2 separate regions of the Homo sapiens genome follow, and region 2 is linked to region 1. The links are chromatin contacts, found by Hi-C or POLR2A ChIA-PET in ENCODE. All regions are on one chromosome and are shown on one strand. The core of a region is the stretch at or near the end of the contact, and the rest is flanking DNA. Distances in the headings are between cores, read along the strand shown. Region 1 overlaps LONP2 (lon peptidase 2, peroxisomal). Region 2 overlaps N4BP1 (NEDD4 binding protein 1).

Region 1 (7,803 bases), core at 3,660-6,159:
TTCACAACCTCGCCAGCATCTGTTGTTTCTTGACTTTTTAATAATTGTCATTCTGACTGGCGTGAGATGGTATCTCATTGTAGTTTTTATTTGCATTTCTCTAATGATCAGTGATGTTGAGCTCTTTGTCCTATGTTTGTTGGCAACATAATGTCTTCTTTTGAGAAGTGTCTGTTCATGTCCCTTGCCCACTTTTTAATGGGGTTGTTTTTTTTTTTCCTTGTAAATTTGTGTTCCTGGTAGACTCTAGATACTAGACTTTTGTCGGGTGGATAGATTGAAAAATTCTTTTCCCATTCTGTAGGTTGTCTGTTCACTCTGATGATACTTTCTTTTGCTGTGCAGAAGCTCTTTAGTTTAATTAGATCCCATTTGTCAATTTTTGCTTTTGTTGCTATTGCTTTTGTCATTTTCTTCATGAAATCTTTGCCCGTGCCTATGTCCTGAATGGTATTGCCTAGATTTTTTTCTAAGGTTTTTATAGTTTTGGGTTTTACATTTAAGTCTTTAATTCATCTTGAGTTATTAAATAATTTTTGTATAAGGTGTAAGGAAGGGGTCCAGTTTCTGTTTTCTGCATATGGCTAGCCAGTTTTCCCAGCACCATTTATTAAATAGAGAATCCTTTCTTCATTGGTTACTAGTACAAAAACAGACACATAGACCAATAGAATAGAATGGAGAACTCAGAAATAAGACCACACATCTACAACCATCTGATCTTCTTAAATAAGTTTTTTAAGAGTTTTGATCATTTTCTGTGGCACACTTTTACATAATTTTTCTTTAGATATCTTCCTAGGTATTTGATCTTTATGTGTATATTATTGTAAATAACGTTCTTAAAATTTTGTTTTCTAATTTTTTGTTGGTAGTGTATGACAATGCAATATTGGCCTCCTGTTCAACAAACTTGCCACATTCACTTATTAATCATAATTGTTTGTGGAATCTTTTGGATTTTCTGCATCTACCATCCTGTAATCACAAATGCAGATGTCAGTTTTTACTTCTTCCTTTCCAACGTTATACCTTTTATTTAATTTCTTCCCTAATATGTTGTCTAGGACCTCCTGGGAAATGCTGAATAGAAATAATGATAATAGACAAAGTAAGCAGGATAAAAGCCTATGAAGAAATTACCAACTGACATAGGCTTTGCTTTGTAGCTTTAGGTCACCCCTCATCACCTAATATTATAAAATGACAATTCGGTAGGATTCTCAGAAACTGTCCAGTTTGACCCTGATTTAATTCTCAACATTCTCCAGTAAACACTATGCCTTGCCTGTTTGACTTTGTTAACAGACATGTCAGACAATCATGTGGTGAAGTGTGATTTTACTTGTTTATTCAACCTGAGATTTGCTGACAGTTCGTTCTGTGTTGCTGTAACAGAATACCACAGACTGGGTAATTTTAAATGAGCAGAAATGTATTGGTTCACAGTTCTGGAGGCTGAAGAGTCCAATGTCAAGGTGCCAGCTTCTGACAGGAACCTTCTTGCTGCATCTTCACATGGCAGAAGGGCAAAGAAAGAGAAGGGGGCCTGAACTCACTCTTTTATAAGGATATCAGTCTCACCCATAAGGGCAGAATCTTCAGGAACCTAAGAGCAACTTGTTACTTCATGGCCTACTGACCTCTTAAAAGTCTCACTACTTAATATTGTTACAATGGCAGTTAAATTTCAACATGAATTTTGAAGGGGACAAACATTTAAACCATAGCACTGACTTTCTTGAATTTGTATACTCTTTTATTGGTTTTGGAAAGATTTTGGCCATTATCTTTTCAAATATTCTTCCCATTTTTTTACTCTTCCTTCTGGGATTCTGAGAAGAGAGCCCTTCACTGTCTCTTATCCTCCTTTCTATTTTTTTTTTGTTTGTTAATTTTTCTCTCTCATTCAGTTTAGATATTTTCTGTTGCCCTGTATTCCAGTTTGTTATTGCTTTCTTCTATTTTTTTGTGGTCTGCTATTAAGCCTATGAAGTTCTTAATTACCATATTGTAATTTTTTTTTTTTTTTTTTTTTACTTTTAGAATGGCCACTGGATATTTTTTTTTTCTTTCTTTAAGACAGAGTCTCACTCTGTCACCCAGGCTAAAGTGCAGTGGCACGATTTTGGCTTACTGCAACCTTTGCCTCCTGGATTCAAGCGATTCTGATGTCTCAGCCTCCTGAGTAGCTGGGATTACAGGCGTGTACCACCATACCCAGCTAATTTTGTATTTTTAGTAGAGACGGGGTTTCACCGTGTTGGCCAGGCTGGTCTCGAACTCCTTACCTTAGGTGATCTGCCCTCCTCTGCCTGCCAAAGTGCAAAGTGCTGGGATTACAGGCATGAGCCACCGCGCCCAGCCCATTGGATTCTTTTTTTTTTTTTTTTTTTTTGAGACGGAGTCTCGCCCTGTTGCTCAGGCTGGCATGCAGTGGCGTGACCTTGGCTAACTGCAACCTTCACCTCCCAGGTTCAAGTGATTCTCTTGCTTCAGCCTCCCGAGTAGCTGGGATTACAGGCGCCCGCCACCACACCCGACCAATTTTTGTATTTTTAGTAGAGACGGGGTTTCACCATGTTGGCCAGGCTGGTCTTGAACTCCTGACCTCAAGTGATCCACCCACCTTGGCCTCCCAAAGTGCTGGGATTACAGGCATGGGCCACCACACCCGGCCAGGATTCTTTGTATATATATGGACTCCAATAGATTCTCCATTGATATTTTCTATCTTTTTATCTATTTAATCCCTCCTTTTCCCTATTTTCTTGGACATGCTAGTCATTATTTTGAAAATCTCTACCTTAACACTCCATTATCTGATTCAGTTATGTTTGGTGTTTGTTTTGTTTGTATTACCTTTTTTTCCCCCTTGATTTCTAGTTTTTTGTTCTGTTTTTTAGCATTTCTTGTATTTTTTTACTGGATGCCAGACATTGGATGAAAAATACAAGGGCTGTAACTATTATCCTCTGAAAAGTGTTACATTTTCTTCTGATTGGTAACTACAGTACCAACCTGTCACTCTGTCCTGTCAAGGCTGAGTTTTAGGCTTTGTCAGGACTCGTCAATTTCAGTTTGGGTCTTATTACTGGGATACAGTCTTTATTTTTATTATGTGGTACTCCCAGGATGTAGTTCTTATTCCTTCGTGGGTGACCCTTACTTCTAGAGCATGATCTTTCTGAGTTCTCACATGAAAATCCAATCAGGTCTTTAGCATCCTGGCTTCTCCTTTCTCCTGGGTTTCTAAAAGACTCACCCTGAATACATTCAACTTAGGAGTTAGTCAACAGCTTGAGGGGGATTTAAGTGCAGATTTTTGAGATCCTTCTTTTTGGTTTCTTCCTTTATTGGGATTTTGCCAATGAAGTCCCAGTTGCTTTGACAACCTCTAATTTTCAGAATTACTTTTGACTAAATGTTTTATGATTCTAAACATACCATCTACTCTGTCAATTCTGAATTATGGTGATACTCAATTCTACCTCAAATCCCAAAGAAAAGAGGGGGAAAAAACAACAAAACTAAGAAGAAACATTGCTTTTGTTTTGTAGCTTTAGGCTTCTACCTATATAATTGACTATTATAAAATCTCATTTGAGTAGGATCTTTAGTAGCCACCTACTTTGACTGTGATTTGATTTATAAATCCCTTCACAACATTCCTCAGTAAACACCATGCTTTGCCTGTTTGACTTGGTTAACAGACATGTCTTTATAAACTTGGCTATCCATTTTCCAGTCTGTAGGAAAAGAGAAGCTGTAAGTTGGAGAAAAGGCTAGTGGTTGGGTGGTGAGTCATAAGCAATAAGATTTGATGTCAGTGATGACAGGCCTGTCCTCTTATGATAGATTCCTTGAGCCCCCTGCTGACCACAAAGCTTTGGCTGGCTAGACCACAAGTCTGTCTCCCTCAATGACAATTTTTGTAGCTCAATATGGATCCTATTTTGTGTGAGTTGCATTTGGAGATTTGTTGTTTATCTGCTGTATTTGCCTTAGGTGGGACAGTGAAATCAACCTAATGTAGTGGAAGGAAGTAGGTATTACATCCTTAATTCCTTGATATACATCCTTTTATTATGTGGTACTCCCGGGATGTGGTTTTTCAGATTTGGAGAAGAATAGTTAAAAAAAAAAAATGCAGAAAGGATCAAAAGCACTTGATTCTCTCGCAGGGACAGCTTCCTGTTTTGGTTGAGGAAGGAGCTGCACTTAAAATAACTAGCATAAAGCATGCTTAGGGCTTGCTTTCCAGACAACCTCAATTTAAAATGCATCAAAAGCCAGGTGTGGTGGCTAACATCTGTAATCCCAGCACTTTGGGAGGCTGAAGAGGGCAGATCACTTGAGGTCAGGAGTTTGAGACCAGCCTGGCCAACATGGTGAAACCCCATCTCTTCTAAAAATACAAAAATTAGCTGGGCGTGGTGGCACACACCTGTAGTCCCAGCTACTTGGGAGGCTGAGATGGGAGGATCATTTGAACCTGGGAGGCGGGGATTGCAGTGAGCCGAGATCACACCACAGCACTCTAGCCTGGGCAACAGAGCAAGACTCTGCCTCAAAAAAAGAAAGAAAATAAAATTCATCAAAATAAAATATTTGAATTTTACAGCACTAGTTCTTTTCATTCATTGACTTTCATTCTCCCACTTTACCACACCTTTAACTATTGGCAAGAATGTGGTGAGTGGGAGAAAGGTATCCTGCCACGTAAGCAAGTATACCTAGAGCCAAGGGGTCAGAGTGTCACAGAGGAGAGCCACATGCTGATGGGCTTGTGTTCGTTCCCACTCACTGACTATGCAAGCGCCTCTTCTCTTAGCCTTTCTCAGGATGCAGTTCTCCAGGAGGAATCAGCCTTCTGTTGGGCTGCTTTCAGAGCTCTTTGTTGTGGCTTCCTGCCATTGACTTTGCAAGCCCTAAGCATGCTTTATGCTAGTTATTTTAAGTGCAGCTCCTTCCTCAACCAAAACAGGAAGCTGGCTCTGCAAGAGAATCAAGTGCTTTTGATCCTTTCAGCTTTTTTTTTTTTTGACTATTCTTCTCCAAATCTGAAACATATCCATTCTCGTCTACGGCCATGAGTGCATTTATGTTAACAGAAAATGCTAAATTTAATGTTTAGAAAGTAACCTCTGTGGCCAGACATGGTGACTAATGCCTGTAATCCTGGCACTTTGGGAGGCCGAGGCAGGCAGATCACTTGAGGCCAGGAGTTCGAGACCAGCCTGGCCAACACAGTGAAACCCTGTCTCTACTAAAAATAGAAAAAATTAGTTGGGCATGGTGGTGGGTGCCTGTAATCTCAGCTACTTGGGAGGGTGAGGCAGGAGAATCACTTGAGCCCAAGAGGTGGAGGTCGCAGTGAGCCAAAAATCAAGCCACTGCACTCTAGCCTGGATGACAGAGCAAGACTCTCTCAAAAAAAATAAAAAGTAACCTCTGTGCTTTGTGTAACTTTTTGCTAAATTCCTGTCTTTGTCTTCTTGGAACAGTCTTCTACTTGTTACAGGATCTTCCTATCTTTTGGATTTTATATTAGTTTTAATATAAAATTAATATAGTTTTATATTATATAGCCCACTGACATGGCTGTTAGCTGACCTCAGTTCCTTGCTGACTTGGCCAGAGCCTTCAGTTTCTTATCTCTGGTAAGAGGTAATGTGTCTCTCCCTAGGGCAAGGCTGTGACAGCTGGCTTCTCCCAGAGGGAATGATGTGTGAGAGAAGCAGGGAGAGTAAGAATCAAGACAAAACTGCAGTCTTTTATACCCATCACTATTGCCATATTCTCTTGGTCACACAGCCCAACCCTGGTATGATATGGGAGGCACTAACTCCATGGGGATGGGATATCTGGGCACCATCTTGAAGGCTAGCTGACACAGATTATTTTTTGTGCGTGTGCCTGTAAGAATTTTTTGGCCAGGCGTGGTGGCTCACGCCTTTAATCCCAGCACTTTGGGAGGGCGAGGTGGGTGGGTCACGAGGTCAGGAGTTCAAGACCAGCCTGGCCAAGATGGTGAAACCCCATCTCTACTGAAATACAAAAATTAGCCAGGCATGGTGGCAGGGGCCTGTAATCTCAACTACTCGGGAGGCTGAGGCAGGAGAATCGCTTGAACTTGGGGGGCGGAGGTTGCAGTGAGCCGAGATCACGCCACTGCACTCTAGCCTGGGCAGCAGAGTAAGACTCTGTCTCAAAAAAAAAAAAAAAAAAAAGAATTTTTCTAAGCCCGCATTGAAGTTTATACTGTAGAATATCCATCAAACTTGAGCTGATTTCTTATCAAAGACCCAGGTTGCACAGATAGGGGTTAGAAGTTTGGATTCGGTTTTGCATTTTCAGTATTTAAAGTCTTGTTTCATCTTGTTCATTCTTACCTTTCCTTTGATTGTATTAGTAGCTCAGGACAAATAAGAATTTATAATTTTCCAAGGAACTAAGGTTGCTGTTGAGGAATATGGGTTTCAGAGACAAGAGTTTAGGCACTGGCTCATTGGTACTAAGCTTCAGGGGTTTGTAGTGTTGTTAGAGCTAATTGGATTTTACAAATAAGCCAAGATTATTAAAAAAAAAAAATAGATCTAGAGAGTAACACTTTCTGTGCTAAATCCATTGCATTTGATGGGATACTAGGCAGTATGCTATGTCCAAACTTCTAAAATCAGGCGGTGGTCTAACGTTGAGGTGAAAATATCATGTTGGTATATACTGCCAATATCATGAAGATATACTAAATATTATTTTCTGAGTCTGACATTTACACTGATTTACTGATTTATCCCTCATCAATATTGGCCTGGTTTAAGAGAGACTTGTTTGCCTGTACAGACCGGGAGGAAGCTTCAATGAAGGCAAAAATCTAACTATAATAGGAGCCAAACATTTGTTATTTGAATTCCAATTGGGGACAGGAAAATAAAATATTATCAAATAATTATAAAGTCATCATTCTGTTAAATGAATCATATAGGAAAATGCATTGACCTTAAAACAGAGTCTGGCTCTGTTACCCGGACTGGAGTGGAGTGGCCTGGTTTCAACTTGCTGCAACCTCCACCTCACGGGCTTAAGCTGTCCTCCCACCTCAGTCCCTAGAGTAGCTGGGACCACAGGTTTTGCCATGTTGCTCAGGCTGTTCTCAAACTCCTGAGCTCAAGAAATCCACCTGTCTCAGCCTCCTGAAGTGCTGGGATTACAGGCGTGAGCCACCGCGCCCGGCCTGCAGTGACCTTTGGTTGTCATTGTTATACATTATCAAAACAAACTCAAGTTACAAGAGTATTAAAGCAATACTTAATGGTTTTAAAAAAAATATTACAAAAGGTCTCTGCATTTTAACTACTCATCTAAATAATTGTCTAGGAATATTTTCTGAATCTCTAATACAGGAAATGAGATTTATTAATACATAAAACCCACTGAAAACAGGGGTGCAAACTTTCTTGTCTGGTACTAAAGATGGATTCCTATGTTTTGGGCCCTTGTTTATACCAGTTTATTCAATCAGTGAGTCAGCTAGCATTTACTGAATAGTCATATGCGTTGCTTAATGATGGGGATAATGTTCTGAGAAGTGCATCCCTGGGAAATTTTGTCATTGTGGAAACATCATAGAGTGTACTTACACAAACCTAGATGGTATAGCTTTCTACACACCTAGGCTATATGGTATAGCCTGTTAATCCTAGGCTATAAACTTCTACAGCATGTGACTATACTGAATACTGTAGGCAATTATAACAGAGTGGTATTTGTATATCTAAACAACAGATGAACAATAAAGAA
Region 2 (7,803 bases), core at 1,916-4,415, 220 kb after region 1:
GGCGGGTCACCTGAGGTCAGGAGTTCAAGACCAGACTGGCCAACATGGTGAAACCCTGTCTCTACTAAAAAGTACAAAAATTAGCCGGGCGTGGTGGCAGGCACCTGTAATCCCAGCTACTTGAGAGGCTGACGCAGGAGAATTGCTTGAACCCGGGAGGCAGAGGTTGCAGTGAGCTGAGATTGTGCCACTGCACTCCAGCCTGGATGACACAGCAGAACTTCGCCTCAAAAAATAAATAAATAAATAAAAATAAAAATAAAAAAGTTGACTAAAGGAAAAAGAACTACCCCAACCCTGGTTATGTAGGGCTTGCTGGATGTAAATGGACAATGGTATTCGCTTGCAAACCAGGGTGACCAAGTGTACAGGCAGGGGTCACTGAGACTCCAGGCAGTTAAGGGATCCTCTTGAGTAGAAGTTACATACGTTAAGTCATGATTAGGAATGACTGTGCTCCATTAAAAAAAACAAAACAAAACAAAAAACAAAAAGAAAAACCAACTTGATTTTTTTTCCCCAAAGAGGAACCAGATGCATTTTCCTGCTGCCAGAGAAGGCTGTGAACTGTGCAGTCTTGGGCAGCAGGGCTAACTTTCCCCTGGGTCCTGGCCCTTCAAGGAGGGTGCACATGGAGGCCAGAGGTGCAGACAGACTGTGGGTTCTGCAGAGGAGCTGGCTCATCTCAGTGGTCTTGGGAAGACTGAGCCCCATCATCTGGTACCAGGACCTTTGGGCCATCTCGTGCTACTGACAGGCTGAGCCCTCCAGAACAGACATTGGAAGCAGCTGAACAGTGAGTCCTCCATACATCGAAGGCCCCCATCTCGACCCCGCCATCCCCTTAATACGCCCCAGGAATAGAGCTAGGTTAACTGGTTGCCCTCTTGTTACAAGAGTCAGTGAAGGCTGGAGCCAGAGTTGTCTCCAAGGTGCAGAAACGCAGGCTTGGGTAGGGTTTTCCAGAGGAGAGTGTGCACCCAGCTGGCCTTCCACGCTGGGGAGAGGAGGCAGAATACATCTCTTAGGATATAGCCAGACCCTCTTCCCTGACTTCTCCAGCTCCAAGATACTTACAAGTTCCTCTAAAGCTCCCCCACGGAATCTTCTTTTCCATTTTCTGTTTCCCTGTGCGAGCGCTCTCCCATCCGCAGCACCCCTCCCCAGCCCAGTTAGCTCCCTTCCACCCCATCTATACTTCCAGGCTCTGACTTCCCTGCCCTGTGAGGCTGTCAGCCTCCACAGTGGCCCATCCCAGCAGACATTTAGAATGCAGAAGCTATAAACAGAGGATGGTAGACATCAAGGCATGAATGAATGGCCATCTTCCTTGTGGTCCCTGTGATACCGGGATTCCAAGCCCCAAAGGGGTGGTTTGGGCTGGGGATAGTAATTCTGATAAGCTGGAGTGCTCGAAGGTCTGGGATGGACGCCACCTCCGCAGAGGCCAAATGGTGGACGAGGGCCTCTTCCAGCTATGCCTCGTGCCTTCTTAGAGCCAGAGTTCTCGGAGGGAGGGACCAGGTGACTGGCAGTCCCGCTCCACCGTCCCCACCTCTACGGGTGTGAGATGCTCTGGGTGGTCCTCAAAGCCAGAGTTCCTGGGCTGGGGAGGTGGGGGTTTATTAAAGCTGGGAGTGTCAGACAACTAGAAAAGGCTCACAGGGAAAAGAAACTCATCTTCAGGGGAGGCAGTGGAAAGAACAAATGTGGGAATAAGACCTGGACTCAGTCCTGCCTTACCGAACAGCTGATGGCCATGGGCAACCCAAGCTAGCTGGGCCTCTGTCCACACTGCAACTGTGAAACGAGGGCTCTCCACTGGGTGGCCTCCTCCTTCCCTTCTCAGCGGTGTGGCTGGCCCTGCTGGGCTCTCAGGTCCCTGGTGCCTGTGGGATGGTGACCAGGGTTTGCAGGGAGTGCACAGTGGGGAGGATGAAGGCGCTGCTTTGTGGAAAGAAGCTTGCAAGCTCAATGGGTACCAGCTGCTCTCCTCCCTCTTGTGCAGAAATTGTCCCCACATGTAATTAAGCCAGCTTCTGTCAGGAGGTGAGGACACACAGTGGGGCCAGGTCGGGAGAAACACCTGATGCCAATGCCAGCCCCACTGGTACTCAGGAACCAGGAGGGAGCCGGAGGGGTCCTGGCCTCCCCTGCTCCGTGCCCCACTCTGTGTCCTGCCTCTGTAGGGCCTGGGATTTGAAAACCACCAAAGGTCAGATGAGGCCCTGAGGGACCCTCGCTGGAGCCACATGTATTCTAGGGAACACTCACCGGCCTGGGTGCAAAGGTGCCTTCCTCACCGTGGGACTCAGGATGGGAAGGACTCTCCCAGGAGCCAGGCCCGTTTCTTAGGATTCAGTCCTGGTTGCAACCATTGCAACTACTCTTTAGTAGGGAGGTGTTTCTCAACCATGAGGGCACGCCGGGTCACTTGGGATTACCAGAAAACGTGGATGTCAGATTCTGATCTCTAGGGTCTGGGGTGTGGCCTGGGCAGCGCTGCCCCTGGGGATCCCAGTGCACAGCCAGGGTCACAGACCACCAGCTCTGAGGGCAGCAGCACTAGCCCTTGACAGATGAGGGCCCGAGGCCTTGAGAGGCTGCGTAACTTTCTCAAGGTCACGGAGAATAAGTGCAGGAGCAGGTGATGCCCTCACTCCACGGGCTGGCTGGGCATGAGGCCTTCAGAAGAAGGGCCATTCTGGTTGTTCTCTCCCTTCCCTGGCACTGTCCCCTGCATGAAGTGGCTGCTCAAGACCAGGGATGGAGGAACCCTGGAGGGGCTGGGAAGGTGCAGCATCCGGAGGGGATGAGGGGTTTGGGCCCCACCCCTCACCGGCTGGGCCTCATGTCCCTTAGCCACACAGTGGGAAGAAGTAAGGGTTCCCAGCCCTTCTCAGAGTGGAGGTGTGACATGCCAGGGATCCTGAGGGGCTGGCAAGGGGAGAGGGTCCTGCTGGCATTGAGAGACACCCTGGTTTGGGGGAAGTCCCCTGAGCAAGCCCACGTGCGCAGCTGCTAGGGGCAGGCTGCGGGAGGCCCTCTTCTTCCTGCTGCCTGTTTTGGTGGCTGAAACTTTAGACTGATCCAGGAGCCAGACAGGCGGGCAGACAAGCGCATTCTTTTTGGGGGAGGCCGCCGCCTCCTCTTCTCGCTAGAAGCAGGGAGGAGGGGAGGACAGGGCCTGCCCAGGCCTGACCCCAGACTGGGTTTCAGGCTGTGGGGCCAAGCAGGGCTCCCTGGGGACTCGGGGCTGGGGAAGGAAAGCCCCAAAGGCTGGAGTCTGCGGTTTGGAGTCCTGTGACTCTGGGAGCTGAAGCCACCAGGCAGGAGGGGGTGAAAGGGGGCTGGTTTAAGAAGCCCTAAGCCTCTGGGCTTTTGGCTCCAGCACTGGCTGTGGGTACTTCTGCTCTGTTTCTGGGCAAATCCCTGCCTGCCCAGTCCATTTCCCCAGTGAATGCCCCCAGCCCTGGCATCCTCGGTGTGTAGGGGATTGGAACCTGAGCCGGGAAAAAGGCCACGTACAGTTTCCAATCAACATCAACTCATCTGTGTTTCCCGAAATGAAGTGCAAGGTGGCTCTGATGCATACATGGGCTCACTCCTGACACAGCTTCTGCAGAACTGGTCAACTTCTTTAAAAAAATATGCTCTTGGCATCCTCTCGCAGGAACAGGGCTGGATACGGGCCCACCAAGCAGGAAGTGGGGAGGCAGCTTCCTTCCGCAGCCTCCCTGTGCCCTGAAGACTGACAGCCTTGACCCAGGTCTGTCATGGGCCCTCAATTCTTTTCCTTGAAGGGTGGAGGTATCTTAGGTGCCATACCAGCTGCTGAGTCACCTCTGGTGCAGCTTTGCCTTTCAGGGAGGTGGGATGGCCCATTGGAATTCAAATCCTAAATCCTGGACATCTTAGCTTGAAGAAATGGAAGTTCCTGAGCATCTCTGTACCTCAGTTTCCTCCTCTGCAAAATGGAGATAATAACAGCAGCACTTTAGGAGTGAGGTGAGGATTAAAGGAGACAGAAGCTTGCCGGGCACATGGGTGGTGAGGGCACGACACTGGTTGCCGGCCTCAGCTTTCTCAGCACCCTGCAGGCAGGCAGTGGCTGTGCTCACTTCCTCCGGGTGCTCTCTCTGGTGACGGCACCCGAGGGACTCTCCCAAGTGCCTGCCTTGTTCAAGGAACAATGCCCTCTCTAGAACAGCTGGACTTCCCATGGCCCTGCTGAGGCACTGAAAGAAATGTAGGCCCTAACCTAAGCACCCTCATCATTGGACCACAGGGATAAAGGAGTGCGTTCAGAACCTGGAGGATGACGGCTTAGCACTTGGAGATAAGACCTGGCTGGTGGGGGTGTGGGATGACCTGGAAGGGTGGCGAATAGTTAGGTAGGTGTCCGCAGGGCTGCTGATCAGAGCCCCAGTAGCAGTCACTGAGCGGGGCTCTGGGTTGGGCACAGTTCTAAGCACCACGTTTATTCCTCATGTCACCCTTGAAGTAGAAAGCATTATTATGCCTATTTTACAGGTGAGGAAATCCTCATCTGTAAAATAGGCATAATAAAATAATGCTTAGTTACAGTTCTGAAGTATACAGAAAGTCAAACTCCAAATGAACAGTGCTGGCATTTGCCCAACTAGGGAACTGGGGAAAAGAACTGCCGTCAGGGGACTGAAGAGGCAGTGGGATGGGCACAGAGCCACGGCAGCAGGGAACAGCTCGAGAGCCAGGCCGAGTTCTCTGCTGAGGGGCACCAGGCCTGAGTTTCAAGTTACTCAACTCCGAAATAGTTGGCCCCTTCCAGCATTTTCTGACTGGGGTGGATACTCCTGAAGCCCTGTTTGTGCAGGTCTTTGGACCTTTCTAAACAATCTGCAAATCCTTGCTAAAGACAGTAACACGTGTTACTCAAGACTCGATTTCAAAGGACGTAAATCCAACTGGAATGACCAGCTTAAGCAAAAAGTGTGTTAGAATACTGGGGTGTGGTGACGTCCGAGGAAGGGCTTTCCTGACAACAGGAACCCAAGGCTCATGCTGCCAGGAACCTCTCTCACGTCGCCGCTTCTTTCCTGCCACAGGTCGACTTCCCCCAGGGTGGAAAATGGCTTCTGACAGACCTGGGCCTGGCATCCCACGATTCCCACCACCACAGAGGAACTCCCCAGGAGTGACTTGGACTGGCATAGGTTGGGCCGGCTGTCGGCCCTGGCCAGGAAGCCTGAGTGCATCTAGTATGCAGCCTGCGCCAGGTACCCCTCCCCGGACCTGTGTGCCCAGGATGCCATGTGCTGGAGCCTGGCAGGGGAGGGAGAAGGGAGTGGAGTGACCCCAGCCCCACCCCACTGTCCCACTGCAGGGCAGTGGATTCCCGGCCTCTTACTGGTCCTGCTGCCAGATGCCGCAGTCAAGAAGGCACTGTCCTCCAGTTCAGTTGAGCAGACATTTATTAAGCACCTATCAAGTGCAAGGCACTGTGCTAGGCGCCGTGGGAAATACAGAGAACACAGGCGGTCCCTGCCCACGAGGAGCTCACAGTCTAGAAAGGGCAGCAAGACAGTACACAATCAGTGGCAGCAGCACCAGCCAGAGTGGCAAGTGCTCAAAGCGAGACACAAAGTGCTGTGCGGTCACAACATCATGGGGATGCTTCTGGCAGAAGCACTGGAAAGGAGACGAGGACTCAGGCTGGGCCTTCCAGGAGGGAAGCCATTTGGGAGAAGGGCATCTCTAGCGGAGAGAGGTCCATCTGCAGAGCCCACAGGTCATGGGAAACATGTGGCTGCAGGGAGAGTTTGGGGACAGTCAAGTATGGCTGGGAGGTGGACAGCCACGGACACTAAGCTCAGGAGATGTGAACTTTGTGGTCTGGTCAAACAGCCACTGCAGATCACTTCGCAGGAGGAGGGGTGACTAGAAGTATGTTACTGGAAGGTAAATCTGGCCACACTGCAGCATCTGGACGGCAGAGGGCAGCGCTGGGAGGGGCCAGCCAGTTAGGGCCCACCACCCCTGGGTGTCTGAGAGTGGGAGTAGCGGGCAGGGGCCAGCAAAGCACGAGGGCAGAGCAGGGGACCATACGGAGGGTGGGTGTGGAAGAAGGGAGGGGCCCCATGCAAGCTGCAGGTCTGGGGAGCCTGAGGATGTCATAGGGCTTCCTGGTAGAGTGGAAAGTGCACTCCTGAAGGTCAGGGCCAGTCACTACAGAGAGGGGACAGCGAGGAGAGGGACGGTGTGGCCCTAAGGGTGACTGCAGTTTCTCAACATGTGGTCCGTGGATCACCTGCATGGGAACTGCCTGGGGAATGCGCTCATTTGCAGATTCCCGGGCCTTCCTCCAGAACTACTGGGCAAGCATCTGCCGGGTCATGCCCGGTAACCTACATTCTTAACACCAGCTGCCCTCTCCACCACCACGAGCCCCAAAGGTGGGGAAAAGTCTGCAAGCCACCTGCAGAGGAAGAATAGGGTGTTAAGGACTGGCTTTAGGCAAAAAGAAGAGACAAAAAGAATGAGGGAGGTCTGGGAGTGAGGGAAGTGGTGGGAAGCAGGGAAAGTCCGGTCAAGCCATGTGCACCAAGACAGAGCCCCAGCGCGGCCTTGCAGCCAGGCACCGGGCCGTCCCCAAGGGCTGCTCTCAGTCCGCTTTCACTTGGTGGGCGAAAGCCACATTTGCAAACTGGGAAGTGGAGAGTGGGAGGTGAGGGGAAGCACTAGCAATGAATGAAGAGGATTCTTCCGGGAATCAGGCTGTTTCAATCTAAAACATCCAAGATAAGTGGAAACACTGGGGAGGAAGGTGATGAACAGACGGAGGTGAGCCAGAGACACCTCCTGGGCAAGTCGGCCAGGAGGCGGGAGGCGTGGGTCAGAGACACTGCAGGAACTGGGTGAGGACAAGGAGGTGCGAGGAAAGGGGTTGGGGGATGGTCCCACAGGCAGCCACACCTGAGGCGTGGGAGGCAGGTAGGAGCTGGGGGAGGGCGGGGAGAAGAGGGGTTTCTGTGTGTAGATCTGAGTCCTCCCTCACATCCCAGCCGTGCCACAAGCCGCATCGGCATGAGGCCGGCTCTCCCTTCTTCACTGGTCTCAAAAGCCACCCAGGCCCAAGTCCCGGCCAGACAGCCGAGCCTGCCTAGCAACGCTGACCGGCCGCCCAGGATGGCCCAGACACCTTCTGTCTCCTGAATGCAGCCTACAGGGGTTCAAACAGACTGCTTGCATTAAGGTCAGACAAGGCTCTTTTACTTCCAGAGACAGCGGCCTGGAGCCTCGGGAAGAATGTAGGCCCAGGAATCACCCAGCCCCTCAGGACAACCTCTCTGAGCAACAGACATCCTCCCTGTTGAATGAGAGTGACATCTCTGCCCTGCCACCTACTTTACATGGATGCCACGAAGTGGGAGAGCCTGAGCAGTAGACAGGGAAGAGGCGAGCGGCCCCACTGCAGGAGGTAGACAGGCTACAGATACTTATGCAGCAGCCACACTGAGGCTAGTACTGGAGGAGGCTGAGAACCAGTAATGAGTTCTTAATGGTTTGATAATTTGGGTTTTTAAATATTAAATATTAAATATCAGGGGTTTCGGAAGGAATGATGAATTCCGTCTCATGCTGTAACTGATGAAGGCAACCAATGAGCAATCCTTCCTTCCCATAGCCGAGAAAGGGAAAGGGGACAGGCCAATCCCTCTGAAGCAGTAAGTCAGAACACGAAGACTTACAGAACTCAAACATCAAAGGTCAAGTAGCTTCTAGCCAGGAAAAGTGGTGGCCCCCTCAGCCTAGCCAGCACCA

Evidence for each region. Hi-C counts contacts between places; a loop is a spot of excess contacts on that map. ChIA-PET counts read pairs that join two places held with the same protein, here RNA polymerase II (POLR2A). Pooled maps may share reads with other maps.
Region 2: a pooled map shows a loop between it and region 1 (2.2-fold over the local background). The contact joins two enhancer-like sites. A Hi-C loop is called at or near these places in 2 of 50 pooled maps. POLR2A ChIA-PET finds 5 or more read pairs at or near these places in 4 of 52 experiments (K562, Panc1, RWPE1 and 1 more).

The regions. Positions count from the first base shown.
Region 1 is chr16:48,313,947-48,321,749 of GRCh38, forward strand. All of the region lies in intron 11 of LONP2 (lon peptidase 2, peroxisomal), which reads left to right. Among named protein-coding and RNA genes, the nearest start is that of SIAH1, 68 kb to the right of the region's middle. RefSeq lists an enhancer at 5,255-5,877. Within about 2 kb of position 4,910, at least 12 of the 41 ENCODE cell types and tissues checked have a DNase peak (open chromatin) inside an H3K27ac peak, as active enhancers do.
Region 2 is chr16:48,533,291-48,541,093 of GRCh38, forward strand. It overlaps N4BP1 (NEDD4 binding protein 1), which reads right to left. Exons shown (of 7, transcript NM_153029.4): 7 at 5,436-7,803. Among named protein-coding and RNA genes, the nearest start is that of N4BP1, 73 kb to the right of the region's middle. RefSeq lists enhancers at 3,045-3,414, 3,445-3,514, 4,275-4,344, 5,284-5,783. Within about 2 kb of position 3,166, at least 25 of the 41 ENCODE cell types and tissues checked have a DNase peak (open chromatin) inside an H3K27ac peak, as active enhancers do.